Linked DNA regions of Homo sapiens: region 2 is linked to region 1. A link is an interaction called in ENCODE POLR2A ChIA-PET data of the cell type or tissue named here. Cell type or tissue: OCI-LY7. All regions are shown on one strand. Each heading gives the region's core, and the rest is flanking DNA. Links, peaks and the distances in the headings are about the cores only. Region 1 overlaps ABLIM1 (actin binding LIM protein 1). Region 2 overlaps ABLIM1 (actin binding LIM protein 1).

What was found. ChIA-PET counts read pairs that join two places held together with the same protein. Peaks named below come from ENCODE experiments on the same cell type or tissue, not always from the same donor. Only the 100,000 strongest peaks of a DNase experiment are listed, where the experiment ranks them.
Region 2: POLR2A ChIA-PET joins it to region 1 with 6 read pairs; 15 of 35 experiments call an interaction of 5 or more read pairs at or near these places.

What each region holds. Positions count from the first base shown.
Region 1 is chr10:114,464,711-114,480,432 of GRCh38, forward strand. ABLIM1 (actin binding LIM protein 1) reads right to left here. Exons shown (of 23, transcript NM_002313.7): 9 at 9,169-9,246; 10 at 8,267-8,422; 11 at 3,471-3,506; 12 at 988-1,117. Among named protein-coding and RNA genes, the nearest start is that of AFAP1L2, 68 kb to the left of the region's middle. In OCI-LY7, for the core only: CTCF peaks have their summits at 6,832 (motif pointing right) and 7,035; a DNase peak (open chromatin) is centred at 6,821; H3K27ac peaks cover 1,446 bases.
Region 2 is chr10:114,516,149-114,531,870 of GRCh38, forward strand. All of the region lies in intron 6 of ABLIM1 (actin binding LIM protein 1), which reads right to left. Among named protein-coding and RNA genes, the nearest start is that of AFAP1L2, 120 kb to the left of the region's middle. RefSeq lists enhancers at 2,760-3,279, 10,481-10,600, 10,771-11,000. In OCI-LY7, for the core only: CTCF peaks have their summits at 7,823 and 9,934; DNase peaks (open chromatin) are centred at 7,893, 9,643, 10,183, 10,763 and 1 weaker place; H3K4me3 peaks cover 5,706 bases; H3K27ac peaks cover 4,592 bases.

The DNA.
Region 1 (15,722 bases), core at 2,082-10,081:
CTAGGGTCTTAGAAGATTGCAGCTTTTTATCATCCTGTTAATTCTTTTGGTTTCATTTCTTGTACAATTTATTTTTAAAAAGGTAGCATATGGGTTTGCTCTCATCTATGCGTCCAGAAGCAAGAAGCTTAACATGAAGTCTTCACAGACGCGCACTGTCACCATTAAGTTTTATTAGAGGCCAGAATCTTCCTTGTGAATCCATTTCTCAGGGAATCTTGGATCTGTACTGGGATCTCCATTCTTCTCCCACTACACACAGGAGACACCCACTAGTAGCTACAGAGACTAAATTCTCTGCAGATGAAGGTCCACTAAAATCTGCTACTTTGTGGCATTCTCTACTGTAGTGATGCCTAATAATTGTATGTTTTCCAAGTCTGATTGAAAATCTTAGGGTTGGAAATGATTTTGTTTTCCAAGTCTGAGGGAAAATCTTAGGGTTGGAAATGATTTTATGTTTCCTAAGAATGACTGAAAATCTTAGGGTTGGAACGATCTTAAAAGTGATCAAGAACAGCCCTGAGTCCTCTTTCTAGAAAGTGCTTAACCAAGCATGCTTACTAACACCTAGATAAGGGAAACATAATCCAGCTGTTAAAAATGGCTAATACTGAATTTTAGATGATGTTGGTATGCCTAAAAAGCACATCAAAATATTTTCTTTGGGAGATCTCCATTTTAAGTCTCAAAGTGAAGAGATTTTTGTTAATCGTAAAAAAATTTTTAAAAAAACCCCTTGCTTCCAGTAGCTCGCTGTCAAAATATAATTATTTAATAAATCAAAATGAACACAGGCTTAGGATGACTGATGTTTCAAGAAAAGATAGAGCATAAAATATAGTTGGATACCAGTTTTCATTTTGCTCTGGGAGAGGGATGGAAATGTTTAGTCGTTGATTTTTCAATGTGCTATCAATAGTAGGGGAAAAAATCACAGAAACATAGTTTGTTATATAGAGTGAATCCAGGAACAGTCACCCTTACCAGGTCTGTGGAAATGCTGGGGAGAGCGGGACGTGGTTGGAGTGTAGCTGTGGCGGCTGTACACAGGGGAGTTGATGGAGCCCTGGCTCGTGGACCGATGGATCATCCGATCCCGAACATCCTGGTACCCCTGGAAACAAAGTTCAACACATTCAGGCTATCACCATGCCTCAGTAGGAACCACGCTTCACAAACACTGCCAAGGAACCATCATGTCTACTTGTTTATATATATTTGATTAATATATGCACTTATTTTTATGTGCAAATTTTGCAGGTATTTTATATGCAAATAAGCATTCTGTGGCTAATATATTTTGTTCAAAGTCTGCAGTACTTGGGCTTATTACAAAATTTTAAGAGCCAGGTGTGGTGGCTCACACCTGTGATCTCAGCACTTTGGGGGGCCAAGGTGGGAGGATGGCTTGAAGCCAGGAGTTCGAGAACAGCCTGGGCAACACAACGAGACCTTGTCTTTACAAAAAACTGTAAAAAATTAGCCAGGGATGATGGCACATGCCTGCAGTCCCAGCTACTCAGGAGTTCGAGGCTGCAGTAAACTATGATTGTGCCAGTGCACTCCAGCCTGGACGACAGAGTGAGACACTGTTTCTTTAAAAAAAAAAAATTTTAAGGATGAAAACATATAAACCTTAATAGAGATAGGGCTATGGGACAAGAGATAATAATTCCAATGACCATGCTGACATTGTACTTTTCCGTTTCATAAGTATGTTCACATACCTACCAGATCTGCATAACAAGAAAAGGTAGGTCACATACTATCACCTCCCTCCCCCACTAATGTAGAAACATGGTTCCAAGCTGGTAAGAGCCCTGTGTGTAGGCATGTAGTTGGTATGGGCAGAGCCTGCTTCGGAACCAGACTCCTGACTCTAATCTCTTCCTTCGTTCTGACCACCAACCAAACTGTACTGTCTACGACATTGATCTGGTGGCATTTTAAATAAATTCTCCTGAATAACAAGTTGATGGTTGCCATAAAGCCGGTATTTTACTTCTCACTTTGGGAAACATATCCCAAGAAAATAATTTAAAATGCCCTTTAAAAGGAGGAATAATTTATTCAAATACTTTCATAGTACTACTATTCATAAAGGCAAAAATTTGCGTTACATGTTCAACAAATTGGGGCACAATTAAGAAATTATGACATACGGGCCAGGCACAGTGGCTCATGCCTGTAATTTCAGCACTCTGGGAGGCCAAGGTGGGTGGATCACCTGAGGTCAGGAGTTTGCGACCAGCCTGCCCAACATGGTGAAACCCTGTCTCTACTAAACATACATAAATTAGCTGAGCATGGTGGTGTGCACCTGTAATCCCAGCTACTTGGGAGGCTGAGACAGGAGAATCACTAGAACCCAGGAGGCAGAGGTTGCAGTGAGCCAAGATTGTGCCACTACACCCCAGCCTGGGCAACAGAGTGAGACTCTGTCTCAAAAAAAAAGGAAATTATGACATGCGAATTCAATGGAATATCATAGCACCACTAAAATGTCACCTATCTCCAAATCTAGAAAAGGATATATTAGGTAATAAGTACAAAAAACCACATGCACACACACAATATAAAACTGTCTAAAGAGTTGAAAGAGTACAAAGAATATTTTACATTTTAGGAATCTGTTGTCCTATGAAATTTCTACTAGCACAATAAAAGTAAAAAGTTTGAAAGAATGCATTAATAACGACTAAATGAACACCTCAGTAACCATAGCTTTGTGGAATTTGAGAGCAAATGGCAAGGGGAAACTTTGGCTTGATACTAGTTGTCTATAACAATAAATTAAATAAAACAACAACAAAACAAAAAGTCCCCAGATTATGTGCTTCAAGCTTGCACAGTTGGTCAATAGAAATTAATTCTTCATAAATTCAATGCAAATTATTAGAATATAGGTAGAAATTAATAATTCATAGCAGTCATAAACCATGAAAATATTATGGTATTTTTACTACTTTGAATTACAGAGATTCCCTAAAAGTAGTCCAGTTTCATAATATCCAGAAAGTTGCTTGGTTTTAGGATCAGATGATTGATTTCAGACTAAACAGAGTAACCTCCCATCAAGATGGCTCTGCTTATAGAATACGCCATGATGGCTGTTGGCCATTTCAGTATATTAGGGTTCAGAAAAATTAATTATAGATGCGGACAAAGAGCCCCACATTGGGACAAGTGACTTATGTTCCTGCAGACACTTTGCTTCCACTTACAGGCACAGACACAGATTAAAGTGAGGCCATTTTTACTCCCTGGTCTCCAATTTAAGAGAAATATATTGCTGTGTCTTAGAGTCTCCTCTTTCACGGAGGTAATCCCCAAAGCCACCATAACCCCACATGCAGTTTTTCTGTTCTTTTGTATGTTATGTTCTTTTTCAAAAATCCCAGTCTAGGGAAGGGCCAAGCAATTCTCAAATTCCACCCATTAAAATGATAAAAAGAAATGGTACTTACTTCTGCTGATGGAGTAGGAGACAAAGTCCTCGGAGACTAGAAAAATAAAAGAGAATTTAAAGTCACAATGTTTGTTAACTCTTTGCCGTTTTGTTTGTTTGTTTGTTTGTTTGAGATGGAGTCTCGCTCTGTCGCCCAGGCTGGAGTGCAGTGGCGCAATCTCGGTTTACTGCAATCTCCGCCTCCCAGGTTCAAGCGATTCTCCTGCCTCAGCCTCCCAAGTAGCTGGGACTACAGGCGCCGCCACCACCCCCAGCTACTTTTTTTGTATTTTTAGTAGAGATGGGGTTTCACTGCGTTAGTCAGGATGGTCTCTATCTTCTGACCTCATGATCCGCCCCCCTTAGCCTCCCAAAGTTTTGGGATTACAGGCGTGAGCCACCGCGCCTGGCCTCTTTGCCAGTTTTAATTAGAGTTGTTTATCAGAGTCAGCTGTAAATATTAGCCAACATGTACCTGCCAGCATCCCTCCACATCTCCCTGTCTTCTGATCAGGTACAAATGCATCTGCCATGGGGCTCAGACAGGTAGACTCTGACAAAGTTCCGGGGAGATTCTGGTGCACATCTCTGCCTAAGAACCATGAATAGGCCGGGTGCGGTGGCTCACGTCTGTAATCCCAGCACTTTGGGAGGCTGAGGCTGGCGGACCACAAGGTCAGGAGATCGAGACCATCCTGGCTAACATGGTGAAACCCCGTCTCTACTAAAAACTACAAAAAATTAGCCAGGCGCGGTGGCGGGCGCCTGTAGTCCCAGCTACTTGGGAGGCTGAGGCAGGAGAATGGCGTGAACCCGGAAGGCGAAGCTTGCAGTGAGCCGAGATCACGCCACTGCACTCCAGCCTGGGAGACAGAGCGAGACTCTGTCTCAAAAAAAAAAAAAAAAAAAAAAGAACCATGACTAGATATGATTGTGATACATACTTAGGTGATTAAGCTAGACAAGTTGGAACCATTTCCCTTATATATTCAAACTACGCTCATTTTACTATGATGAGTTACAGCATCTACTGAAACATAGGATCTTGTTCACATGGTTGTTGACTAAATTACAACCACAGCAATCACCATAAAATAGTTTGATAACTAAAATAGGACTTTGGTGACCAGGCATGGGGCATCCTGCCTTGGCTGCATCGCCAATCTCACTATCATTCACCTCGCCAATCTCACTATCATTCACCTCTGGCTTCCATCCTCCTAGGCACACAGGCTTCCTTGGGGCCATCAACAGGCCAAGCTTTCTGTCACCTCAGGGCCTTTGCACTTGCTGTCTCTTCTGCTGCCAGTGCTTTTCACCCAGACACCTGCAGGGCTCATTCCCTGTCAGCGCTGATGTCTCTGCTCAAACCCACTGTCACACAGCATCTCCGTGACCATTCTGTCCAGAGGAGCAACCCAGCCCCTGGTACGCTTTCTCTTTACTCTGCTTCATTTCTCCTCAGAGCCCTACCACTCTGTAAAATTATATTACATATCTGTTTCTTTACTGTCTGTCTCCCACGTGATGCCACAAGCTCCATGAGGGCAAGGACTGTTTGTTTACAACTACATATTCCCAGTGATGACAGCAGCTCCTGGGACACAGTAGTTGCTCAAGTATTTTCCAGATGAATAAAATGTTTACAATTAAAATGCAAAAAGCTTTCAAATAGAAATGAAATTCAAACAGAGCTATGGAGAACACAGCCAGGGGTGGACTTCTCAGTTTTAGAATTTGCCCTTTTCCCCACATTCTATAGTAAGTGGGCGGACTGTCTGTATTCTAAGCCTTCACAAGCTCCAGGGTCTCCTCTGCAGCTACAGCCTGTCTCTAGGGGGTCTCAGCTGGGTGAAGGCTGGTCTCAAGGTCAGGGCCCAGGTCTGCACCTGCACTGACAGCAAGGCCCTGGAGGCACCAATGGCTGCACAGAACTAATCTGACTCTTGCAGTGTTTCTTAAATGGCAATATGTATAAAGGCCAGGTGCGGTGGCTCACACCTGTAATCCCAGCACCTTGTGAGGCCAAGGCGGGTGGATCACTTGAGGTCAGGAGTTCACGACCAGCCTGGCCAACATGGAGAAACCCCAACTCTACTGAAAATACAAAAATTAGCCCAGCATGGTGGCACATGCCCGTAGTCTCAGCTACTTGGGAAGCTGAGGCAGCAGAACTGCTTGAACCTGGGAGGCAGAGGTTGCAGTGAGCCAAGATTGCACCACTACACTCCAGCTGGGTGACAGAGTGAGACTCCACCTCAAAAAAAAAAAAAAAAAAAAAAGGCAATATGTATATGAGGTCTATAAAAGAAGTGTGTTAAACTTTAATGGAATAAATAATAGAACAGCTTGTAAATTTCTCTCAGTTGCAAGATGCAAGTATTGGGAAAGAGTTCACTAATATATCTGATTTCTGATCCCAGGGGCACCCTCTATGCATAGAGAAAACCATGGGACATAATTCCAGGTTATGACAGTAAGTATGCTGATTACGAGAGTAGCCAGCATTTTTCTTAAGCACTTATTATGTGCCCAGTACTGTTCTAATGTAAATAGCTCACTTACTCTTTACAGAAAACTTCTAGCATAGGTATTCTTGTTCTCTATCTTGAGTTTGCAGATAAGGAGATTGAGGTATATAATTTCCCCAAAGTTATGTGGTTAGTCAGCATCGGTCTGGTTTTTCTTTTTTTCTTTTTTTGTGGTGGTGGTTTTTGTTTTGTTTGCTTTGTTTTGTTTTTGAGACAGGGTGTCACTCTATCACCCAGGCCGGAGTACAATGGCATGATCATGGCTCAATGCAGCCTCAACCTCCTGGGCTCAAGTGATCCTCCCATCTCAGCCTCCCAAGTTGCTGGGACTACAGGCGTGTGCCATCATTCCTGGCTAATTTTTGTATTTTTTTTCTGTAGAGATGGAATTTTGGTATGTTGTCCAGGCTGGTCTCAAACTCTTGGTCTCAAGCAATCCACCCACCTTGGCCTTGGCCTCCTAAAGTGCTGGTATTACGGACATGAGTCACCATGTCTGGCAGAGTCTGGTTTTAAATGCAGAGATTTTCACCTCAAAGCCCAAACTCTTGAGTGCTTAATGTTTTACTGCCTTGATGGAGCTGCTGGGAAACGCACACAGACACGTACACTGCACACCATGAACCCCAAATCCTTAACACCATTAAAAAAACTCACATCCCCTTGCTTGTATGGGTTAAACATTAGTAAATTCTCATCCACAGGGTCCAAGGCCAATCTCTATGCACTTTGTTCAGGAACTTCCCCTCGCCTCTTATGCCCTACGAAACTCTGTGGGGTTCAATGGCAACTGACAACCCGGGCCAATGCACCTGCGCTTGAGAGCGGCCGCAAGTGCAGCTACAGCTAAGTGACCACTAGGTGGCACTACATGAAAATGGATATCACTTCCTGCCACAGGGACCTTTTCCACGCAGAGCTATGCTCTGGAATAAAACCCAGATTAGAAAGTAAATAAATAAAAGGAACAATATATATAAAATAAAAAATAAACATAAATATAATTATCAAATAATATTATACATCTGGAATTGAGAACAATTAAACAGAATCACATTTTCATGCCTTTTCTTCTCCAAGACCTCAAAGCACTGTGAGATGCTAGATTGTTTATATTCTGTTTTAACCTTTGTTGAATAGCTGATTTGTCAGCTATTTGTTAACATCTTTGTGGACTAAAATCAGTCTACAGATGATTCTAATTCAAAAAATAAAAGAGAAAAAAATGAGAGTGAGCCGATTGGCCAGGGGAAACGGACTTGGGTAGGAAGCGACCACAGAGAACCTTCAACCCTGAGATGGGACCGGGGAGGGGAGGACCCCAAGGGGCTGAGAGGCTCTGGTCCCGCAGCAGATGGGTCTGCAGGCCGAGTATTAACGAGCCCCAAGAGGACAGGTAGCAACAATGGTAGAAATTGCCACATGCTCAGTATTTCCCCCAAGTCTGGCCTCTGATAATTGCTTTACATAGATTAGCTTGCTTAATCCTCACTAACACCCTATGAGGTAGATTCTATCATCACCCTATCTGTTTTACAGATGAAGAAACTAGGACCATTTTTCTTATTTTTTTAATATATATAGATGAGGTCTCAACTATGTTGTCCAGGGTGGTCTTCAACTCCTGGCCTGAAGCAATCCTCCGGCCCTCAGCCTCCCAAAATGTTGGGATTACAGGTATGAGCACTGTACCTGGTCCAGGAAACTAGCAGCAGAATGGCTGTCACATGGTCAAAGTCAAACAATCGGCATGTGGTGATCCCTGGGTTGAGACCAGGTAATTTGATTCCAGAATGCTGGCTCACACTCCTGTGCTAGACTGTTGCCCCATGCGCTCTACTTTATTTTTTCTTTCACATGCTAACTTTCTTAAGTTGCTGAAAACTGTAATTACCAAAATTTAGGGGGTGTGTTCTCTCTCCTCATGATGCCATGAATATACTTAAAGCTTATCACTAGACTAAGACCCCCAGGAGACCCTCACTCCCTTATTTGCTCTGCCCAGCTCACACAATCCCCACCCCCTCCCCACCTCCCGACAGCTTCCATCCCAGCATGCTAATGTTTAGCTGGTCTTCACTGTTGTTTGATGTGCCATTGTTCTGTTCTCCCACTTCTCATGATGGGCTTCTGAATACCTCAAAGCACCTGGTCTAGAAATCTGCAAATACTAGGCAGACAAAAGACCACCTGATTTACCTGAACTCCAAATGGTAGTTATTACAAATGTGACAAAAGGGAAGGTAAATTGTTGTACAACTCACAACCAGTAGGAATGTATTACCTCTCCAAGGCTCTGTCTCTCCTGTTTGTCATCATAGCCCGAAGTGTAGAAAGGCTCATAGGTAATAAGATCTGGACGTTCAATGTCATAAATTGCCTTGACCTTCGGAATGGCTGCTAAATCCTTGTAATCCAGGATCTCATTGTCTACTTTTGCCTGGCAAAGTTAACCAGAAAGAACAATTACCTTGTAGTCTGACTGCTTTAGGAAACTGTAGTTGGCGCATTTCCTGTTGTTTAAAAAGTGAAGGCCTTAAAATAAACAAAAACCAAAACATCTTGCCTAACACAGTTATACTCTTCAGAAGTTGCCCTTTATACCATATATTAATCATGTTTTTTTAAAAAAGTCACTGAACGCTTAGGAAAAAATCTGTGTAGAATTCATGAAATAGATAAATGTGCAAACCTTAAGGATAATTTCCTGAATTTATGATAGTAAAGGAAAAAGCTCAAACAGATGGTCCAATAATCCTCTCAGATGGCTAAAAACAAGAACTGCATAATTAATAAACTAAATATTTAAATATCTTTGTGGTAGAATTTAGGAACACTCAGTATCAGCTTCATAAAATATATATTTAATCCCCAAATATCTATATGCAATTTAGGTGCAAGAATTTTTTTTTTTGAGACGGAGTCTTAGGTGCAAGAATTTTTTAAGTCCCGCAACATATTACTACATTTTACAGGTCGTCTGATCACTCTGTTGATGGTCACATAAATGTAATTACCTAAAGGTAAAAGTGATTGAGGAGACTGTTCTACAAAAATGAAAATCAGGTCTCATAACAAAAATAGAAATCACTTTGAATCAGTTTTTGTTTTGGATTACCCATTCTGCTATTACAATCCACTAATTTACCTGTCCCAGAAATGTCACTTCCAGAAGTAGATACTTACATAGATAGTATGACCTGGTGAGCCAGGAATACTGGAGCCTGGCCTAGAATAAATACTTTCCGAGGATGTCCTGGTAGGCTGTAAAATAAACAGTGACTTGTAAGACTTCGGACCCTGGCTTCAGAATCTAGACTGTCCTGGGCCCTTAAGCTTTACTAAAAACTCAGCTAGTGAAAAAAAGAAACACTTATCACCTTTTTGAATAAGGTAAAATACAACCTAGAAGGAAAGGTAAATGCAAACTAGTTGTACGATCCAGTTTTGAAAAGGCATGGGGAGGCCTTTCTCTGGCCCTTCCTGCTCCTTGTCCCCTACGAGAATTTCTGGTTTACCTTTGAGCACACCTCAAAGCTTCCCATTTCTCTCCCTCTCTACTGCCGTAGTCCCAGCCCCAGTCACCACCTCCATTCATCCAGATTATTGCAATGGCCTCCCTGTGAGTTTTCTGCCTTCTCCCCTCCCTTCTTCAAATCAAATCCACCTGGCAGGCAATGGATAGAGAGACCTTTTTTTTTTTTTTGAGACGGAGTCTCACTCTGTCGCCCAGGCTGGAGTGCAGTGGTGCGATCTTGGCTCACTGCAAGCTCCGCCTCCCAGGTTCACACTTTTCTCCTGCCTCAGCCTCCCGAGTAGCTAGAACTACAGGCACCTGCCACCATGCCCGGCTAATTTTTTGTATTTTTAGTAGAGACAGGGTTTCACCGTGTTAGCCAGGATGGTCTTGATCTCCTGACCTCGTGATCTGCCCGCCTCCACCTCCCCAAGTGCTGGGATTACAGGCGTGAGCCACCGCACTCAGCCGAGAGACCTTTCAAGAACATAATTTGGATGGTCACTACTCTGCTTTTGTCTCCAGCATTGATATAGTTTGGCTGTGTCTCCACCCACGTTTCACCTTGAATTGTAATAATCCCCACGTGTCAAGGATAGGTCCAGGTGGAGATAATTGAATCATGGGGCAGTTTCCCCCATACTATTCTTGTGATAGTGAATAAGTCTCACGAGACTGATGATTTTATAAATGGGAGTTTCCCTGCACAAGCTCTCTTGCCTGCCACCACGTAAGACATGACTTTGTTTCTTATTTGCCTTCTGCCATGATTGTGAGGCCTCCCCAGCCATGTGGAACTGGAGTCCATTAAGCCACTTTCCTTTATAAATTACCCAGTCTTGGGTATATGTCTACTAGCGGCATGAGAACAGACCTAACAGAAGCATCCATTCAGAATAAAATCACAACAACCAGGGCCTCAGGATTCTATCCCTGCCTTCCCCTCCTACCTCGTCTCTCACCTGTCATCACTCACAGAACACAGCGCACAAAGCTGCCTCGGAGTTCTCATCCTCGCTTACTGCTCCCTCTGCCTGAAATGCCCTAGCTCCCAATTTTACTTGGATGATTCTCTTCCTTCAGTCTTGGCTTAAATATCACCTCCTCAGAGAGGACCTCCCTGATTCAATCCAGAGTTGGTTCCCCATGTTGTTTTCTCTCATAGTGTCATTCTTTTTTCCTTCATGAGTAAAATGTGTAATTATATATTTATTGTTTTCCTTGCATCGTGTCTGTCTCCCTCATTAACTTTAGTCATGCTCTCTGCCCTCATAGAGTTTATTTTTTAACCACTGTCTATACCCAATGCTTTCCACAGGTACACAGAAGGCACAAATCCTAGTTGAGGGAATGAGCTAGAATTTATTACTTGTAAACAAATACTTAGTTTGCAGACACTTGACTTATGTTAATTACACGATTTGAGCCTAACTATATAGAGAGTCACTGAGGTAAGGCTGGTGGGTCGGCCTTTGGGAAGGATGAAAGAAACTGGACTTCATAGTATATACCTGAAGAACGTGGAGAGTGAGAGGTGGTTATGTGAGCAGGAAGGAAACTTATGAACTAGGATCAGCTGCCTCCTGCTTCTGTTTAACATATTCTGGAAAGCTCTGCAGAGAAAACTCAAGGCCTCATTTTGGAACACTTCCTCCCCTCTGTTGCAGCCATTTCCTAAAGAGAGTAACTTATAGTTCTACAATAGGAATAAGACCTTGCCTTCTCAGTAGTTTCTATTGGTGTTTAATACCTTGAATGTGGGCACCACTGAGCCAAAGAAACTCCTTCAGACAAGGGTGTTGTCTCACTATGCTGTTCACAGTTGAAGCAATGAAGGCAAACATATCTGGCCAATTCAGGTCAGGCAGTGATTTGACTCATTGCTGGAAGACTGTGATCAGTCTTTTTCAGCCAATGCCCCTGGTATCTTTGAGATGCTAGGGTGGAAGTGGCTGGGAGAAATCACACCACACCCAGGTGGAGGTGCACCAGGTGCATCACTTCTGGGCCTCCTCCCCAGGACCTGCCGTGCACAAGCGCTTTCCTGCTAGAGTTATACCAATCACAGGCATATCTCAATATGAGAAAATTCTACCTCTGAGTATGTTGAAAAAGGAAAGACTCACATAACACTATTCAAGAAATGTGCAGGCTGGGCGCAGTGGCTCACACCTGTAATCCCAGCACTTTGGGAGGCCGAGGCGGGTGGATCACCTGAGGTCAGGAGTTTGAGACCAGCCTGGCCAACATGGTGAAACCCCATCTCTACTAAAAATACAATAAAATTAACTGGGTGTGGTGGCAGGCACCTGTAATCCCAGCTACTTGGGAGGCTGAGGTAGGAGAATCGCTTGAACTTGGGAGGCGGAGGGTGCAGTGAACCGAGATTGTGCCACTGCACTCCAGCCTGGGCAACAAGAGTGAAACTCTGCCTCAAAATAATAATAATAATAATAATAATAATAATAATAAAGTGCAATTTCTAGATCCATTTCCTAATCAAAATATAGAAGTGGCACAATCAAAATGTATTCCTCCTTTACAAGGAGATGCTACCCCCTGAAAAAGCTGAACCTGTATCCATCTCTGTGAGATAATTATTAACCACAGGTAGTCCTTCAGTTTCAAGTGGCCAGGATCTCACATTTTCCAAACTTAATGTCAAAATGAAACCTCTTAAGTAGCAACCCAAGAATATCGATGGCAACGAATGTCTACTGCCCACTTACTACGTGGAAGCCCTGTGCCAAGCACTTCCCAGGCTTAATCTCATGTAATCTTCTCGGTAACCCTAGGAGGTAGCTTCCATTATTATTCCTATTTTACAGATAAGGAAAAAGTATCAGTGCTCCAAGCCACACAGGTAGGAAAGGGATGAAGAGTCAGGATTTGAACTCAGACACTCTAGGTCCACAGCCCAAGCATTTAAGCCCTGCACTAAAATTTTGCTGTATTGCAGGGCAAATGTGATCATTTATTTCCTATCAACATAACTATGGGACAAATGGGGTGAAACTAAAAGAGAAATATTGAGATCAAGTAGCAGAAAAGAATGCTTGCTAACTGAAAATATTTTTGTTGCGCTAGCTCTGTAAGAACACTGCAATAGCTCACTGGGTTGGGGTGGGGAGAGGGTGTGCGGCAGGAGCATCAGATGTCTTCGGTTACTGGGGTTGCTATGACAAAGGCCTGTTTTCATTAACAAGCATCCAGGACATTGTGTGAACAGCCAAAGTGTACACTGGGGCTTTGGGGTCACTCGTATGTTACTCATCCTTATTTTTGCCAAGTGTGGGGCAAGGATACTTTCAGCCTTTGCTGTAATGATGCACCTGGGGATGGCTCTGAATGGTTTTATTTGCTCTTGTACTGCATGTACTGGTAGAAACAGAGCTGAAGAACAACGCACGCACATGTAGGGAAGGGTCTTTAACAGCACCTTCCAGGGATGAAGAGCTTCGTGGGCAGTAAAGGCAGTTCTCTTGGCAGAACTAGCCTATTTCACTTCAGTTTCTCTCTCCCTTCCTTCTCTGAGACAGAGTCTCACTCTGTCGCCCAGCCTGGAGTGCAGTGGCATGATCTTGGCTTCACTGCAACCTCTGCCTCCCAGGTTCAAGCGATTCTACTGCCTCAGCCTCCCAAGTAGCTGGGACTACGGGGACTTGCCACCCACCCAGCTAATTTTTGTATTTTTAGTAGAGATGGGGTTTCACCCCATTGGCCAGGATGGTCTTGAACTCCTGACCTCATGATTTGCCTGCCTCGGCCTCCCAAAGTGCTGGGATTACAGACGTGAGCCATAACGCCTGGCCTCTCCCTTCCTTCTTGACTGGATTAGGGGATCCTGTGAGTTATGCAGGCTTTCTTGGAAACATTTATCTTTTTTTATTTACACTATTAATACTGTTGAGCTAAAGATTTTAAAAGTTATTCAACAATTTGAATTTTTTCAAGACCCATTTGGTTTTTAAAAGTTTTCAGATCCAAATTACCTCCAATTTGAATACACTTACCCCCAAGTTCTCTGATTCAGAAATAAATATTTTAGGTTTTAATAGGCAGTTTTCAAAGTCAGGTGAACTGGTCATCAAATTTGCTGATGTTCTGGCTTGTCTTAGAGCCATCCCTCTGCTACTCGCATCTTCAAACTTTAGTGTTGAGAAATGCCCTGATGTATCTTGGAGATATGGTTTGGCTCTGTGCCCCCACCCAAATCTCATCTTGATTTGTAATATCCATGTGTCCAGGGAGAGAGGTGATTGGATTGTGGGGGTGGTTTTCCCCATGCTGTTCTCATGATAGTGAGAGAAGTCTCACGAGACCTGGTGGTTTTATAAATGGTAGTTTTTACTGCATTCACATGCTCTCTCTTTCCTGACACCATGTGAAGAAGGTCTTTGCTTCCCCTTTGCCTTCTGCCATGATTGTTAAGATTCCTGAGGCCTTCCCAGCCATGCAGAACTGTGGGTCAATTAAACCTCTTTTCTTTATAAATTACCCCGTCTTGGGCAGTTCTTTATAGCAGCGTGAAAATGGACTAATACACTTGGAGATTCGGAAACTGCTTTTTCTTTCACTGAATTTACCACTGTTTGTTTTTGCTTCATTCTGACCTCCTAAGTTTATGGTAAAATTTACTTCCATGGGCATCTTGTTTGCAGGTTGAGTTGCATTCTTGCTTGCTTATTTTCTTACAATGGCCCAATTCTGTTTACCTGTCTATATTGAAATAATGGGATAAAACACATCTATGTATTTTATGTAAGACAGTGTAATACAGTGGACTTAAAAGGCTGGCTTTGGTGCCAAATAACAGTTCAAACCTGGGCTCTACTAGTTGTTTGATGTTACATGAGTTTTTCTTTTTTCTTTTCCATTCTCTTTTTCTTTTAACTTCCTTGAGCTTCAACTTCTTCATGTACAGAACGCAGCAAGGTGTACCAGCATAACTATGTCACAGGGTTAAATGAGAGGATGCATATAAAGCTCCAAGCACCTTACTGGGCACATGGCAAGTAGTCAACATTTTCTAGACACTTGGGATTAGACTAGGTTTCTCAGGCAGTTAATCTCAAATAATGCCTCTGTTTTGCTCTTCATGAATATTCCTTTCATACGTGAGCTACACAGAACTGGGCTTCCCCAGCGTTCTCTACAGCTACCGCACTTGGACTCCTTCCCATCAGAACTCAGATATGTGAAGCAATTCATCACAGTATATGGGGCAGCAGTCCCGCCAGGAGCTGACAGATAGCCTTCCCCTCCTTGAGAACTCTGTGAAGTGATTCCAAATGCTCTTGGAGACAGTGACTGTGTCTCCACTTTGGTAATTAATGCCCTTCCCATGCCGATGACGATGACCTTGCACAGTCTGTCTTATCTGCCAGGACAGTTCCTGGTTTGTTGCCTACTGAACTGTGCTCAAGGCTTAAGTGACACACATGGATTGCCTGCTTTTTGCCACAGTCCCTAATGTCTCTCAGAGTGTATTTGCTCAACTGCGGGAGGTTAGAGGTCTCTCCCTTATGAAGGTCATAAAATTACTTTTTAAAAATTGAATGATTATTTTTGGACTTTTAATCCTAGATACTTAGAATTTTACATTTCAATTTGAAACATCTAGAATTCCAAACATGTTGAATTTCAAATTAACATCTTGTTTATTAAAAGAACCATTTTTATTCTTCCAGCTGTTATTTTTCTTTTCCTAATGAATCCATAATTTGCTGTTATGGCTAAGATATCTTCAAAAGGCTCAGAGCTGTTCTCCAACACATTAACATATATCCACTCAGACAGAAACCATCTCAATCTTGAAAGCACTTAACTTACTGACATGCTGTCCCACTTTCAAATCCCACTGACAGTTTCTTCTTTACCATTAACCCAACCCTATCATCACCTCTTTGGTCATCACAGAATTTTACAGGTGATCGTGACATGTAACTGATGATCCTTACCTGTAGTTATTTAATCTAAATTACCATTTCCACCCATTCAGATGTCCAGGGTAACAACAGTGACCCAATAATTATGAACTGAACTCAATAACCCAATGGGTCAGAAGCCTTGTTTCTGGAATTCTTTATGAGAGTTACAGTAAAAAAAAATTACTCTCTGGTCTATGTTATAAATGCATACAATTTCAAATATTTATCACCAAAGGTAAGCTCACTTCTACAGAATAAAGGAAACAGCAAGGACTTATGGCTAACATACTAAA
Region 2 (15,722 bases), core at 4,644-12,643, 54 kb after region 1:
CTAAGGGAGTGAGGTGAGCAGGTATCAATTTTAAACATTGTCTAAGGGAGTGAGGTGAGCAGGTATCAATTTTAAACATAAAAAATGTTTTGCGGCCAGGTGTGGTGGCTCACACCTGTAATCCCAGCACTTTGGGAGGCCAAGGCAGGCAGATCACTTGAGGCCAGGAGTTTAAGACAAGCCTGGTCAACGTGGCAAAACCCTGTCTCTACTAAAAATACAAAAATTAGCCAACCATGGTAGTGTGTGGCTGTAATCACAGCTACTAGGGAGGCTGAGGCAGGAGAACAGCTTGAACTGGGGAGACAGAGGTTGCAGTGAGCCGAGATCGCATCACTGCACTCCAGCCTGGGTGACAGAGCAAGACTCTGTCTCCAAAAAAAGCCAAAACAACAAAAACTGTTTCGCATCCAAGTACCCTGTGCAACACAAAAAACAGCTGCTTCCTTAAAGAAACTATTGAAAACAGATCACAAACCCAGCCACAATTCTTTATTTTTGCATTAATATAACTTTCTCCTGAGAAATAAAACAAATAGATGGTGTTGGTTTTGTGAGCTTCACACTGGATTCAGTCAACCTTGGAAACTCTTTGAAACAATAATTAATGCCAGTTAATCACAGGGAAAGGCTGCCATTCAGCTAAAACTCTCAGGGCTTACAAAAGCACATTTTTCTTCCTCTGTTTCCTTTCAGTTAGACTATCAGATATGCAAACACTCTTCTCATTAGCCTCTTATTTTGCTGAATTCAGTAAGAAATTTCCTAGAAGACTTGCAGTTCTGGCTGGTGCTTTTCTGGGACCTGCGATTAACTAATAGTAGATGCCATTCCTTGGGACTCCGTTTTTTTTTGTTGTTGCTTTTTATCCTCAAAGAGCAGGGCTGTTGATTACGACAAGAACAAGGCTTTTGCCCCTTTCCTCACCTCCAGGAGGAAAAACCTGAGAGGGAAGAGCAAGCACTCCGATTTTTAGATGGGAGGGCATGGGCTGAGTTGAACTGTGGTCCCCCAAAGATATGTCCAACCTGCTTTGCAGATGTAATTAAGGTAAGGGTGTTGAGAGAAGGCCATCCTGGATTCAGGTGGGCCCTGAATCCAATGACAAGTCTTTACAAAATACAGGACAGGACGGGACCAGACAAGACAAGGAAACTGACCAAGAGGGCAAGCTGGACCCACATGAAGATGAAGGCAGAGACTGGAGCGATGCAGCTCCAAGCCACGCAGCACCAAGGATGCTGCAGCACTGGAAGCCAGGGGACAGGATGAAGCAGACCCTCCAGCAGAGCCCCCAGAAGAACCCCCACTCCACACCGACAACACTTTGATTTCAAACTTCAGGCCTCCAGAAATGTGACAGAATACATTTCTGTCATGTTTGAGCTGCCAAGTTTGTGGTGATCTATGATATCCTTAGGAACGAATTCAAGGCATCAACGACAGCGCATACTTTAAAGGGCGGGGAGGGGGGCCACAGTACAATGTGGGTCTGTACTTTTTTGCGATAAACTGTGTTCACAGCAGGACAAAAAACTTGGGATTTTTAGGATTTCACAGAAATTGCCTCATAATCAACCACAATGTTGAAGCTAAAGTTTGTCTGAAACCTTCCTCATCATGCAAATCTTTTATTAGCTCGTCACCTGTATGTGGTGCTGTGCTGGCAGAAAGTTAGGCTGAAACAAAACCCCCTTTGGAAACATAGTAACGCTGCACGGGCTGACATGGATCCCCGTGGATGTGCCCACCAGACACATGGGACCATGTGAGACGAACAAGACATCATCTGTGTCTGCTGGTAGTTATTTACACACATACTTTTTTTTTTTGGTATTTGTCATGTTTTCTTAGTGTATGGTAAAGGATTTTACCACTATGTGGTCATTAAAAAGAATGTCATCATCCTATAAGCATCAACACTGAGTTACTGCCAAGTGAAGGAAATTGTAGAACAACATGCATAAAACGGTCCTATTTGTATAAAAGAATACATGCCCTCCCACAGGTATCTATGTGCAAGAAACAGGAGCAAAGCAAGATACAGAACTCTACATCCTATATGAAAAAATTTACATGATCCAACCCCGTATTTGTAAGTATCTGCATGCCAGTGACACTATAGACCCAACTCTCAACAATAGCTACCTCTGGGAGTGGGTTTTTTTAAAGTAATGTGAGCTTATTGTAAATAAATAACTGAATAAGTACACTTCTTTGTACTTCTCTGAACCACATGCAATGGGCCAGATAGTACATATTTTCAGCTTTGTGGACTACGCTGTCTCTGTCTCAGCTACTCAAGGCTGGTATGGGCTAAAGCAGACCTAGAGACTATGTAAATGAACAGACGTGGTCCTGTGCCAATAAAGCTTAGGGAGTAAGTGGAGAATGTTTACTTTTTACCTGATACCAAGATTGGCAGCCCATAGGTGAAACCTGGCCCACTACCTGTTTTTTGTAAATAAAGCTTTATTGGAACAGAACCATGTCTGTTCATTTACATAGTCTCTAGGTCTGCTTTAGCCCATACGTAGCTGAGACAGAGACAGCATAGTCCACAAGGCTGAAAATATGTACTATCTGGCCCATTACATGTGATTCAGAGAAGTACAAACAAGTGTACTTACTCAGTTATTCATTTATTTATTTACGATGAGCTCACACTACTTAAAAAAAAAAACTTTTAGAAGTTGTCTGCTCAGACAGTGGCAGGGGATGCCTGGACAATCATCAACAATCTTCCTAGAAGCAGGTGGGAACTTGGGAGTTTTTAGGATGAGACAAGAAAAGCTCCATAGGCATGGGAAAGGGAAGTTGTTTAAAAACAAAGTGAAATAAAGGTTTGAGCAAAAATCTTTTGAATATCTACTCAATCCCCACACACCCTGCCTCCCTGTAATGGCTTTAATATTCCAAAAGACTTTGAAAGATAGCTTTGGTTTGTACAGCAAGCAGAGAAGTAGTTCAAGAGGCAGCCTGGGGGAGGTGCAGAGGGGATAGAGAAGCACTGAGCTGCTCTGAGGTCTACTTTTGCCTTACTAACCAATGGGCTGTGTGTTCCTAGGAAAATCACTCAGGTTTTCTGGGTCTCAGTGTCCTCAACTCTCAGAGGTTTAGACTAGATTAAATCTGTGGAACTTTCCTGCTAATGATATTTCTGGGAGTCCTAAGCAGGTATCACCTTGAACACAGAAAAGGAGGTAGAGAAGAGATCTTCCTGGTTGGTGCAAGGCCAGGTCCGGGAACCAGCCGGCCAGGTTGCAGCCTTTTTTCCCCGCCCAGCACATGTTGGGTGTGAGCGAGTGCAGATTAGGCAAGGCCCCAATTATCCCTCGGCTGGGAGAGGCAAGTGTGAACAATGAATCAGTCAGAAACTCCTTTCCAATATCCTCATCACACAGACAGTTAAATTGCAAACCACAAGACATATTTATTAATGAGTACATCCAAGGCCATCAGGCCATTTAAGAAGTTGTATTAAAAGGGCAAAAATCCCTCCAATCTTGCTCAGGGATGGTTAAAGGGTTCAGGGGTCCCTGCTCTTTGTGATGGATAGAGGAGCCAAATGACACATCAGGGTTCGCCCACAGATCCCTCATACATGCCATGGTTGAGCACTTCTCACTGGTCCTACCCCCAGTGCTGAGGGCCTTTTGAGTTTTTGACATCCATAAATAACCTGTGGGTACTACCTCCCTGCTTAGCTCACCACCAACCCAGGAAAAAAGGAACCAGCTGGGTTACCCCCAAACCTGGGTGAAACTGGATTATGTGCCAAGGAAAGCTTTGACGGACCAGTCTGGCAAGGCTGCAGCCTCTGCCCTGTTGGAGCTGTCATCTGGAGTTGTCCTGTGCTGGAAAATTCAAGCTGTAAGACAACAAGGGACTCCATCCCTAGAGGCCAGCACAGGCTTCAGGCTCATGCCTGAAGACTCCCACTGCAGAGGGTACACCCTCAGCTGCTGAAGCCTCTGGGCAGGGCCATAGTAAACAGTCTCCACCTCAACTCTCTATAGACAGAAGTCTTAATCATTTTAGAATTGGCTCCATGGAGTCACAGCTCCAAGCCAGCTTACAGCATTACATTTATATGTCGACAAGGGCTTCTGATCTTGGCCTTCTGTTCTGCAGTGGAACATCCTGGGGCCAATCAACCTCACAAACACCGGTGTCAAGGCAGGTGATGAACAGCACTTGGTTATATTAAAAATGTAGAAGAACTCTGTCAGGTTTAAAATTCTTAGGCATTTTCCTAGTCTTTTCTGCTTGAAATTGCTACCTACAGTTGTCATGGTGGTTTCCTTGGTGTAAGTTTCATATTCTAGGGGAAATCAGTGCCATCGTGGGAGCTAAAAAAAGGAGAACTCATTCCCAGGGCTGCCAATTGTAACCCTGGATTAAAGTGCCATGTGACTCAGCAGCTGCTTAACTTTTGACTAATAGATTTGTTTACATAAGAAGAATGAGAGGGTTTAAGCAATCAATGACGTCCTATCGGTTAAAAAAAGAAAAAAAAGAAAGAAAGAAAAATGACGTAGGCTGGGTGTGGTGCTTCATGCCTGTAATCCCAGCACTTCAGGAGGCCAAGGCAGGAGGACCACTTGAGGCCAGGAGTTAAGAGAGCAGCCTGGGCAACATAGTGAGACCCTGTCTCTAAAAAATAATAATAAAAAAAAATTAGCTGGGCATGATGGCATGCACCTGTAGTCCCGGGACTCAGGAGACTGAGGCAGGGAATCTCTGGAGCCCAGGAGTTTGAGGCTGCAGTAAGTTATGACTGTGCCACTGTGCTCCAGTCTGGACAACAGAGTGAGACCCTGTTTCTAAAAAAACAATAAAAATAAGTGACTTAAGATACAGCAGCTAGTTATCCTTAGAGATGTCACTGGATTATGAACTGATAGGCTCATGTTTATGTTTATAAATAGTATAAATAATATGTATAAGCTCAAATAATAGGGATGAGAAGGGAGGAGGTGAGGTCTTAGGTTTCATTCATTTGGCAAAAGCCTGTGATGAACCTGTGGGTCAGGCACTGGACACCTGATGAGGAGGAAAGAAAGGCTGTATAATCTGCGCTACCAAGAAGAAATCTGTATTCAATTCCTGGCCCTGCAGTAATCATCTGTACGCCTTTCGGCAACTGCTCTGGGCCTCAGTTTACTTACTTGCAAAACAAAGATGAGAGTCATACTCAAGCCATAGAGTTGATGAAAGGACTTTGATGAAGTATGCTTATAAAGTGCTAAGGCAATAAGAACAAACAATAATTACAACCATAACCACCTTTATTACACATTCCTGTCCTCAAGAGCTTAGTATGCAGAGCTTAGCAAACAGGTGACTGTAACTGGATAAGATGGTTAGTGTAATGTACAAAGTGAGGTGGGTGTGGGGAGAAAATTCTCCAAGGCTACTGTCTTGGGGAGTCAAAGAGGAATCACAGGAGAGAAGCTCTTAGACTTAAAAGAGAGTAGAAATTTACTCGGTAGTCAACCCCCCTCCTTTCCCCGCTCCTTCTTTCCTTCCTTCCCTCTCCTTTTCCCTCCCATTCATCCATCCTTCTATCCATCCACTCATCCTCTTATTGGGCACCAACCTTCTATCAGATGATGTTTTAGTTTCGGGGATATGATAGTACCTGTCATAAGCATACATTCTTGCAATGAGTGACAGATACTAGACATGGATACAAGCAGATAAGAATTCCAGATAGTCGGGGAACAGTGCCATGAAGAACCTAAAACAGAACCAGGGGAGAGAAGATGGCCTAGGGGTTGGGCAGGTGGAAGCAACTTTAGCTAGGTGATTAGAGGATACCTCTCCAAGTCAAAAGAGGCAGGTTGAATAATGAGAAGGAAGCCAAGATCTGGAGGAAGAATGTGCCAGGCTCAGGGAGCAGTGAAAGCCCAGAGATGGACAGTGTCTGTGCTTGAGGGGCAGAAAGAAGGCTAGCAGGGCTGGAATGAAAGAGGAGGGAAGATGTAGGTAATCAGAAACTTAATCTCAGAGGGCTGCATAAGCCAGGAGAAGATATTTCAACAGATTTTCAAAATTCCAAGGTTTAAAGGCAAAACAAAAACCCAGTCGAACACATGTTTTCCTCATGCTTTAGAACTCTTTTCAAACCACAAAGGAAACCTGGCAATCCACCCCACCCCCCACTTATTCCCTAAACTTCGTTATATAAGGGCCAACATCTTCTTTCATCTGTTGCCAGACCAGATACATTTGGCATCCTAAACAAGTTGCCAAAACAAAGCAGAAAGCTCAGCTTAAACTCTGTTAGAGGATGTTCTAAACTTCACAAAACACAATTCTCTATGTTTTCAAGTATGTTTATTTGGACAAGGTATACGGATATGAGCACAGACATAAGGAACCAGCTGCACAGAACCAAGACAATCTAGTAAAAAATTACTATTCAGCAGTAAGGAAAGATAAAAGCAGTCTTAAGTGTAAACAAGTATTTTTGCTTCATCTAGTGTTTATGAGCAACAAATGGCCTCAGTGTGAACCAGCAATGCTGAGAAGGACACAAACACGTATTTGCTAAAAACATTCCAGGCTTGGCGAATAATAAAGCAGCAGGGTTTGTTTCCTCTTTGATGAAGGTCCCCTCCCGTCAAAGGCTGCACCTTAAGCCTCTGCAGCTTAAGGTACAAGAAAGGCTCACGCTTGCTCATTCCCAGGGCTCTGCTTAGAAGCATGTAGCTAGGCCAGGTGCGGTGGCTCACGCCTGTAATCCCAGCACTTTGGGAGGCTGAAGCGGGTGGATCACTTGAGGTCAGGAGTTGAAGACCAGCCTAGCCAACATGGTGAAACCCCATCTCTACTAAAAACACAAAAAATTAGCCGGGCATGGTGGCACACACCTGTAATCCCAGTTACTCGGAGGGTGAGGCAGGAGAATCGCTTGAACCCAGGAGGTGGAGGTTGCAGTGAGCCAAGATTGCACCACTGCACTCCAGCCTGGGTGACAGAGCAAGACTCCATCTCAAAAAACAAAACAAAACAAAAAAATCCATGGAGCTGGGGTTGGTTTGTGAACCAAAGCAAGAGATTGAGAGGATCTTTGGCTTCTCTGTCTCTCACTACGGCATCTTTACATTCTGCACAGTCTGGAAACTTCCAATTTCAAGACATCTGCCCCATCTGCACCCCCCTTGCCCTGATAACCTGGTTCAGAGAACCAGGTAGGTTCTCTGGGCAGCACCACCTGACTCCCCACAGGACACATAGATCAACAAGGGCCGTTTTTTCACCTCTGATCATAAGCTCTTTCAACTGGCGAGTTTTCTTAAAGAGGTGGTAAATACCTTGCCTTTGGGTCAGACCCTATGGTTAGTGTGCTCTTTATCTTATTGAAACCATGAAGAAGCATTAACCTGTGGGGTTTATAATAAGAGCAGAAATTTAATTTCTGGGCCTTATGAAGGCCCAAATTCTACAACCCACAGACCCACTCTTCCTGCATCCTTCAAAGAGTTTTCTGGTAGCCCCTCAGACATTAAAACCTGCTTAGATGGTGACTGGATTTGTCCTCTTTAAAAAATTACAGAAATATGGACACAGGCTGCAGACATGTGGCTTGCTGACCAAGCTCCTGGGTGGTCTTTCCATAGAAATCATTGACATTCATTTGTCTGTTCATCAATGACTGAGCAAATAGTATGAGCAGGCACTGTGCTATATCCTGGGGGCAAATAGACCTAAAATGCTCACATTTGCTGCACTCAGGGATCTTTGGTCTACTGAATGGGGGGAGAGGGTGAATTTTAATTACGAAGAACTGTTACTTAGAGAGCACATGGTGTGTGTCACATTGGTACCTCCAGGTGGAGAGAAATGCAAGATTTGCTTTGCAATCAAAAGCAGAAACCACAGCTCTCTGATAACATTATGGGCCAGTCCAGGTCTGTCACCAAGAATAGACTTCAATAAGTCAAGGTGTTTCCCTATCTGTTCAGCCAATGCTAAGCACCACTAAGCACTATGCAGTGGTACATCTCATCTGGTTTGGGTGGTGGTGGTAGCTCCTGGAAGTCACGGTGCTCAGTGCAATGTACTATATTCTTGGAGAAACACCAAGAAAAAGCAGCACTCGCAGCTTCATGCATTTTGTAATCTGTAAACCTTTGAGAGCAAACAAGCAGTAGCATTAATGCTAAAGGTGTAAGAAAAATTTTAAACGGAAAAAATCCCAGCCATTGACTTCATCGTTATCTGTAAATTGGAAAAAAGCTGTGATTCTTCAATTGCACTCACAAAACAAGGCCCAATTCCTAAAAAAATCAAAACAGTTTGAGACCCACTGGTACAGATGGCGAAAAGAAAAAAGAAATGAAAGCATTCACTTGCAGATTCTAGAAGAAAAAAAAACTAACAGGCATGGCCAGATTTACTAAAAACCCACATTACAAACAAACAAACAACAACAACAACAAAAAACTCTATATTTACAGAAGGGAAAAGTATGGGTAACTATTTGCTTTATAAAATGGATCACTGTATAAGCTTCTTTTTAAAAAAAGACAAAATAGTATATCCCCAGAATGCACTTTAGAATTCAATTGAAAGAAGTTTGACTACTATACCAATCATAGCACTGTATAAAATAAGTCCCACAAGGGCACAGAAGGAAAAGGGGGCAGAAGAATGTATATCCGCAGCAAGTCCTTGAATCTGATACCCCATTCCCAAGATGTGATTTCAGACAAAACCCAAACAAAATAAAAACCAAATGGTCAGGCAAAAACACCTGTCCTGCCACTGTTCCTTGGACCCCGCCAGGCCTCCCTGGGACTCCAGCCTCCTCTCATAGACCCTTCCCCCTCGTTGGCAGCAGTAGGCCCCAAGACAGGTTTCCCTCTAGCAGTGATTCCCAACCAGGGGCATTTTGCCCACAGGGAATATTTAACAGTGTCTGAAGATATCTCTGGTTCTCACAGCTGGGGAGGGAGTGCTACTGTCGCCTGGTGTGTAGAGATCAAGGATGCTACTAGACATCCCATAGACAGTCCCCTGCAACAAACTATAATCCCATCCAAAATGTCAATAATGCTGAGGTTGAGAAACCCTGTTCTACAGGAGCCAAAATCATGACCATCCCTCCAGAAAGTCAGGTTACAAGAACTGAGTAGTTCACTTTCTGTCCTTTTAGGTGAGCTATTGTTTAGTTGAAGAGAAAAATCTGCAGGCTTCTGTTGTCAGGATATAATATTCCCTGAGCTTACTGGATAAGCCACTGATGCGAGGATTAGACTCACTGACACATGAAAATGCTTAGGCAACCGCCTCGAAAACATTGGTCAAAACATTCTAAGTGTTATAAGGGATGCTTGGCAAGGCCTCACGCTTAGTCTTAAAAAGCCTTCTCAAAAGTAATTTATACCAATGAGCCGTGGCAAATTCACCTATTCTATAAGTACGCAGTGACTCAACAAGCCTTTTGATCCATTTATAGAATGGCAACAATTATATTTTAATGAGTTATTTTCACTTACTTGTCAGAACCTGTTTTGGTAATCTAAATAACTTCACATCCTCTTAACATTCCTTATGAGGCTGTCTGAGAGAAAAACAGGCTCAGTTTTCTTTTAAGTCTCCAATCTCAGCTAAGTGACAAATGAAGCTGCTATAGCGACCACACTCCTGCTGGCTTATGGCCAAACTCACGTTTTCTTTTTTTCTTTTCCAACATCATAAATCTATTTTTTTCACAGATGAAATAACTTTCTGGTCCCATTTCTTCTTTCATGCTAGTATAGCACATTTTAAAACACTTTCCCCCCAAAAAAAGTCTTTACAGTATGATTCGATTAATAACTGGGTTTTTAGGAAAACTATTTTCAATATAAAGGCCAGAATCTCTAGATTTCTTTTACTGCATATCAAAGGTGGAAAGAGAGGCAATTGTCAAGCTCTTTCAACCTAGAGCCGCAATAAAACATGAATAACATCTAAACATTTTGTTTCCTTATTTTCATTTATTGGGTATTTCTTAAAGAAAAAAAAATCTCATAATTTACAGTAATAGCTAAATCTACTCATTCCCACGTGCCACTTCCACCACCAAATCCCCCAAACAGGACTCAAATGTAAATTTCACAGAGCTCTACAAACCACAGACAAAACAAAACAACCCCAAAGTCTGAAAACCACAGTCTCCTTTCAATCTTGCGGGTAGCAGCCTAAAAAAACATAAGCCTTGTTTAAAAGGTCAACGCACTACACTTCTCAGTGAAATAAATAACCAGCCTTTCCTGCCCTTCAGTCTAGTTCTGTATCGATGAACAAAAGCTCCTGTCGTTTCTTTTGTATCATCAGGAAAACAAAAAGTTTACATAAATGTATGTCAGGGCAATAAAAGTGACTTCTGTCGCCAGCATCCAGCCACCACATTTGGAGGATCCGAGCGGCCTCCGACCTCACGAAGGAAGCCAGAAATCTCACATCTGCCACGCAAAGCAAAGGACATAGGTCACCTTGTGCAATGTCCGCTTTACCTCAGGCCAGGGTTCCTTTTCTTCTAATTCTGTTCCTTGGCTGTGCTGAGCAGAGAACTCCTCCAGGCTTCAAGTTCAGAACACGGCCAAGAGGCTTTGTAGATGCCAGACCTCAGCCCGACAGACTGAGGCTCCCACCTGCCTGGGTTACATATCAGGCTTCTCTCCGAAGCTCGGCTAAGGCAACGTGCATCCCTCTAGAGACGCACTCCGGAAACCAGCCCCGTGTGCGGCGGGCAGGCACGCTCTCTCACGCCTCCTCTCCTCGCTTTACTTACTAGTTCAACACACCAGCAACCACAATGGGCCAGTCCATGTTCCCAAAAAAGGAGGGGGAGTAGATTTACTTTCTTTCTTTTTTTAAATGCAGGTAGGAAAGTACCATTTCTTTGCATTCACTCACTATTGTCTGCATGTGAAACCGACAGTGATTGTCCCTGAGGCATAAGCTTGTACTGAAACGAGATTCTTAGGCTTTTTGAGTTTCTTTCTCGGATTTGAGATGATGGAAAGGTGCCTAGCTGAGCACAGCCATCACACAGCCTGCAGCCTCCTCGCAAGTCCCTGCTTTTGAGGTACATGTAAGGAACCCCTTATGCAAAAGTATAACAAAACTGAGTTCAACTTTTTATTCCCTTTTGTTACTTCAGAATTTCCATATTATTCTGCAGTACTGTCTGAGACAAATATGATTGGAAAACCTCTTATCAAGCTTTCTTGATTCATATTTTTGGTACATTTTGTATTGTGTGTTTTTAATTGTAGCAGAAAATTACTGGCTAGCTACTGGCTATGTTGCAGGCATTTTATACACACAGCCTCATTTTCAACGAAACCATCCCTGCAGAAATCTCAGGTGAGCCAGTGACTGAGGGGAAGCTGCAGGCTCTCTATGCATGTGAACAGAGAGGAGGAACTGGAAGTTTCTCCAGTGATGGCACAGCCCTTTTAATGTACTCTTTCTTAGGATGATGGAAAGATTTCTGTAACAACTCTTGTCTTTTTTTTTTTTTTTTTTGAGATGGGATCTCTGTCACCCATGCTAGAGTGCAGTGGCACGATCATAGCGCAATCAGCTCACTGCAACCTCCAACTCCTGGGTCCAAGCGATTGTCCCACCTCAGCCTCCTGAGTAGCTGGGATTACAGGTGTGAGCCACCATGCCTGGCTAATTTTTAAAGTTTTTTTTTTTTTTTGAGACGGAGTCTCGCTCTGTTGCCCACGCTAGAGTGCAGTGGCGTGATCTTGGCTCACTGTAACCTCCGCCTCCCAGTTTCAAGCAATTCTCCTGCCTCAGCCTCCTGAGTAGCTGGGACTACAGGTATGCACCACCACACCCAGCTAATTTTTGTATTTTTAGTAGAGATGGGGTTTCACCACATTGGCCAGGATGGTCTCGATCTCTTGACCTTGTGATCCGCCCGCCTCAGCCTCCCAAAGTGCTGGGATTACAGGCGTGAGCCACTGCGCCCGGCAATTTTTAAATTTTTTGTGGAGACAGGATCTCACTATGTTGCCCAGGCTGGTCTTGAATTCCTCACCTCAAGTGATCCTCCTGCCTCAGCCTCCCAAAGTGCTGCAATTATAGGTGTGAGCCACCCTGCCCTGCCACGTTTGTCATTTTTAAGAAGACTAGGATGATTTACGAAATTTTTTAGGGAGATTATTTGCCCACAAAGATCAGGAAATGAAAAGACCCTTTTATATAGACATGTGGAATCTCTCTAAGCTGGTTTGGAAGAAGTCCCAAGCAGTGCTGAGAAAATGTAAGGTTTTAGCAACAAAGCCGTGCTTCTAAAATGAAGAGGAGACTATTGGCTTATACATCATAATAATGACAGGGGTCTCACTAAATTTCTAGTGCATTTTTCTTCTGAGGAGTCAGAAACCTCCATCAATGTGTCCTCACCACACCCTTATAGGGCCAGATCCTCAAAGTGGCATCTGTGGACTTCCCTGTACCAGAATCACCCAGGGCAGGGCTGCATGTTCACATGCAGATTCCCAGGCCTCCTGAATCAGAATGTCTGGGGTGAGGCCTGAGAATCCATACTTCATTATTTTTTAAAAGCATGAATAACTTCATTTTTATTGTGGTAAGAACACAACATGAGATGTACTGTCTTCAATTTTTAAGTGCACAATACAGTATTGTTAATGATAGGCACCATGTTGTGCTGGGAATCCACACTTCAAACAAGATATGCAGGTGATTGTTAGGCATAGTGGTTTTAGAACCTCAGCCTTAGATGGTAAGACCATTTGGGGTTAAGGATGGTACCTTTTACCTCTGTAACCCCTGCACCTCACCTCATGTTTAAGATATTAGCATGCAATGTCTGTCAGAGGAGTGAAGGTGTCCCCCTTTACAAAGGTAAAATGGGACACTTACCCAGGCTTCTAGTCACATGGCAAGAAGTAACTTGAGCGTCAGAATTAGGCTCACTACCCACGAGTCTTCATCCTCTTTTTTTTTTTTTTTTTGAGACAGAGTCTCATTCTGTCGCAAGGCTGGAGTGCAGTGGTGCGATACTGGCTCACTGCAACCTCTGCCTCCCGGGTTCAAGCGATTCTCCTGCCTCAGCCTCCCAAGTAGCTGGGACTACAGGCACATGCCACCATGCCCAGCTAATTTCTGTATTTTTAGTAGAGATGGGGTTTCACCGTGGTGGCCAGGATGGTCTCGATCTCTTGAACTCATGATCGCCTGCCTCAACCTCCCAAAGTGCCGGGATTACAGGTGTGAGCCACTGCGCCCGGCCTCTTCATCCTCTTTCTACTCTCCTATATTTGGATGATCAGTTTCTCTTTTTGGATTTTATTTATTTAAGCATCTCTATGTCTTCTGGGATGGGGTCAAAGAGGATGGGTCATCTTCAGATTTACTGAGCAAATTTCCAAATTCGTGAGTTTCCAGATGAAAAGAGTGAAGAACGCCGTGTGGAGTCAAGAGGTTCAAGTCACCTCCCTAGTTGGGCAGCCCTTGGTGAGCAACCTGAGCCACCTTTCCCATTGGCATGCCTCCTGTGCACATGCATGCACACGATTTGGGGAAAGAACGTGAAGAGGAAATAACCCGAAGGTGGGCTGGGCGTGGTGGCTCACACCTGTATTTCCAGCACTTTGGGAGGCTGAGGCGGGTGGATCACCTGAGGTCAGGAGTTCAAGACCAGCCTTGCCAATATGGTGAAACCCTGTCTCTACTAAAAATACAAAAATTAGCCAGGCATGGTTGCATGCACCTGTAATCCCAGCTACTTGGGAGGCTGAGGCAGGAGAATCCCTTGAACCCGGGAGGCAGAGGTTGCAGTGATCTGAGATCGTGCCATTGCACTCCATTGTGGATGCCAAGAGTGAAACCCCATCTCAAAAAATAATATTTTTAAAAATAATCAAAGGGTGGGCAGAGGGATGTGTTTGAAGTGATGGAAATGTTCTAAAGTAGGATTGTGATGATGGTTGCACAACTCTGTAAATTTACTAAAGGTCATTGAATCATATACTTAACATGGGTGAATTTTCTGGTATGTAATAAAGCCTCAACAAAGCTGCTACTAATCACAGGTGTTGTTGGCTAAAATCTGTTCCAAAGGGACTCAGTGCTAAGGCTCAGGTTCAAGGAGCTGATATAAAAGCCACACTTTGGCAGTCCAGAGAAGTTAAGAGACCTCTTCACCGTCATACTAAATACTGATGAAGGCCCAGTCTGGGTAAATGTGCTGGGTAGTATACAGAGCAGTTAAACAGACAGCACAAATCCTCCAGGAGTTTATACTTAAACAGATTATATCCAGCTAGATGCAATAAAAGAAACATTAACAGAAAAAAATCACTTGGGCCTTTATTTCATATGTGAGTGAAATAAATATTTATTTATTTATTTATTTATTTTGAGACACAGTCTCACTCTGTCATCTAGGCTGGAGTGCAGTAGGGTGATCTCGGCTTACTGCAACCTTCACCTCCTGGGTTCAAGCAATTCTCGTGCCTCAGCCTCCCAAGTAGCTGGGATTACAGGCATCCGCCACCATAGCCGGCTAACTTTTGTATTTTTAGTAGAGACGGGGTTTTGCCTTATTGGCCAGGCTGCTCTCAAACTTCTGAACTTAGGTGATATGCCCACCTCAGCCTCCCAAAGTGCTGGGATTATAGGCGTGAGCCACCACACCCAGCCAGAAATAGGTATTTAGTAAAGGGATGAGAAGTTTAGGCCTAAAGAGTATGTGAAGTCTTTAACATTTTTGGTTAAAGGACATGGCAAAAATTCACCACGGGAAAAATAATCATTTATCCACACACCTTTATTGAGCAGTTTTCAGATGCCTGGTAAAAAAGTAATTAAAAATACACCATGAAACAATGGTAGATTGAATTTATGGGCATAAATGTGTGTGAATGTCTAAAGTTAAGCGATTTAAGAAATTTTCAAACCCAAGCATCAACATGACTGTTAACTTGTGTATCTGAAATAATCCCATATAACTACATCAGAGAGTAAACAGAGATGGGTGAGCCTGACTCCTTCATTCAAACAGGAAGCTGTAAGTTCATTCCAAATATTGGGCTTTTACAAAATCTGTGTTTTATAAATGAAGAAAATGGAAAAAATATTTCTTGAGGCCCGGTATGTGAGGCACTGTCTCAGATGACTCTTACTATCTGTTTGAAGCCTGTACAAGGTAAGTATCATTGCCCACATCGTAATAATAAGAGGATGGGACATCTTCAGATTTACTGAGCAAATATCCAAATTTGTGAGTTTTCAGATGAGAAGGGTCAAGACCTATCCCAGCTTCAGGTGCCGGGACTCAACATGTAAGCAACTTGCTGAGAATTACTCAGCTTCTTTTTTGTTTTGTTTTGTTTTGTGTTGTTTGAGACAGAGTCTTGCTCTGTTGCCCAGGCTGGAGTGCAGTGATGCGATCTCAGCTCACTGCAACCTCCAACTCCCTGGTTCAAGTGATTCTCTTGCCTCAGCCTCCCGAGTAGCTGGGATTACAGGCACATGCCACCACACCCAGCTAATTTTTGTATTTTTAGTAGAGACGGGGTTTCACCATGTTGGCCAGGATGGTCTCGATCTCCTGACCTCGTGATCTGCCTGCCTCGGCCTCCCAAAGTGCTGGGATTACAGGCGTGAGCCACCGCCCTCCACCAGATTATTTAGCTTTAAGTGTGGCTTCTGGGATCAAGTCCTGGTGTGTCTATGCA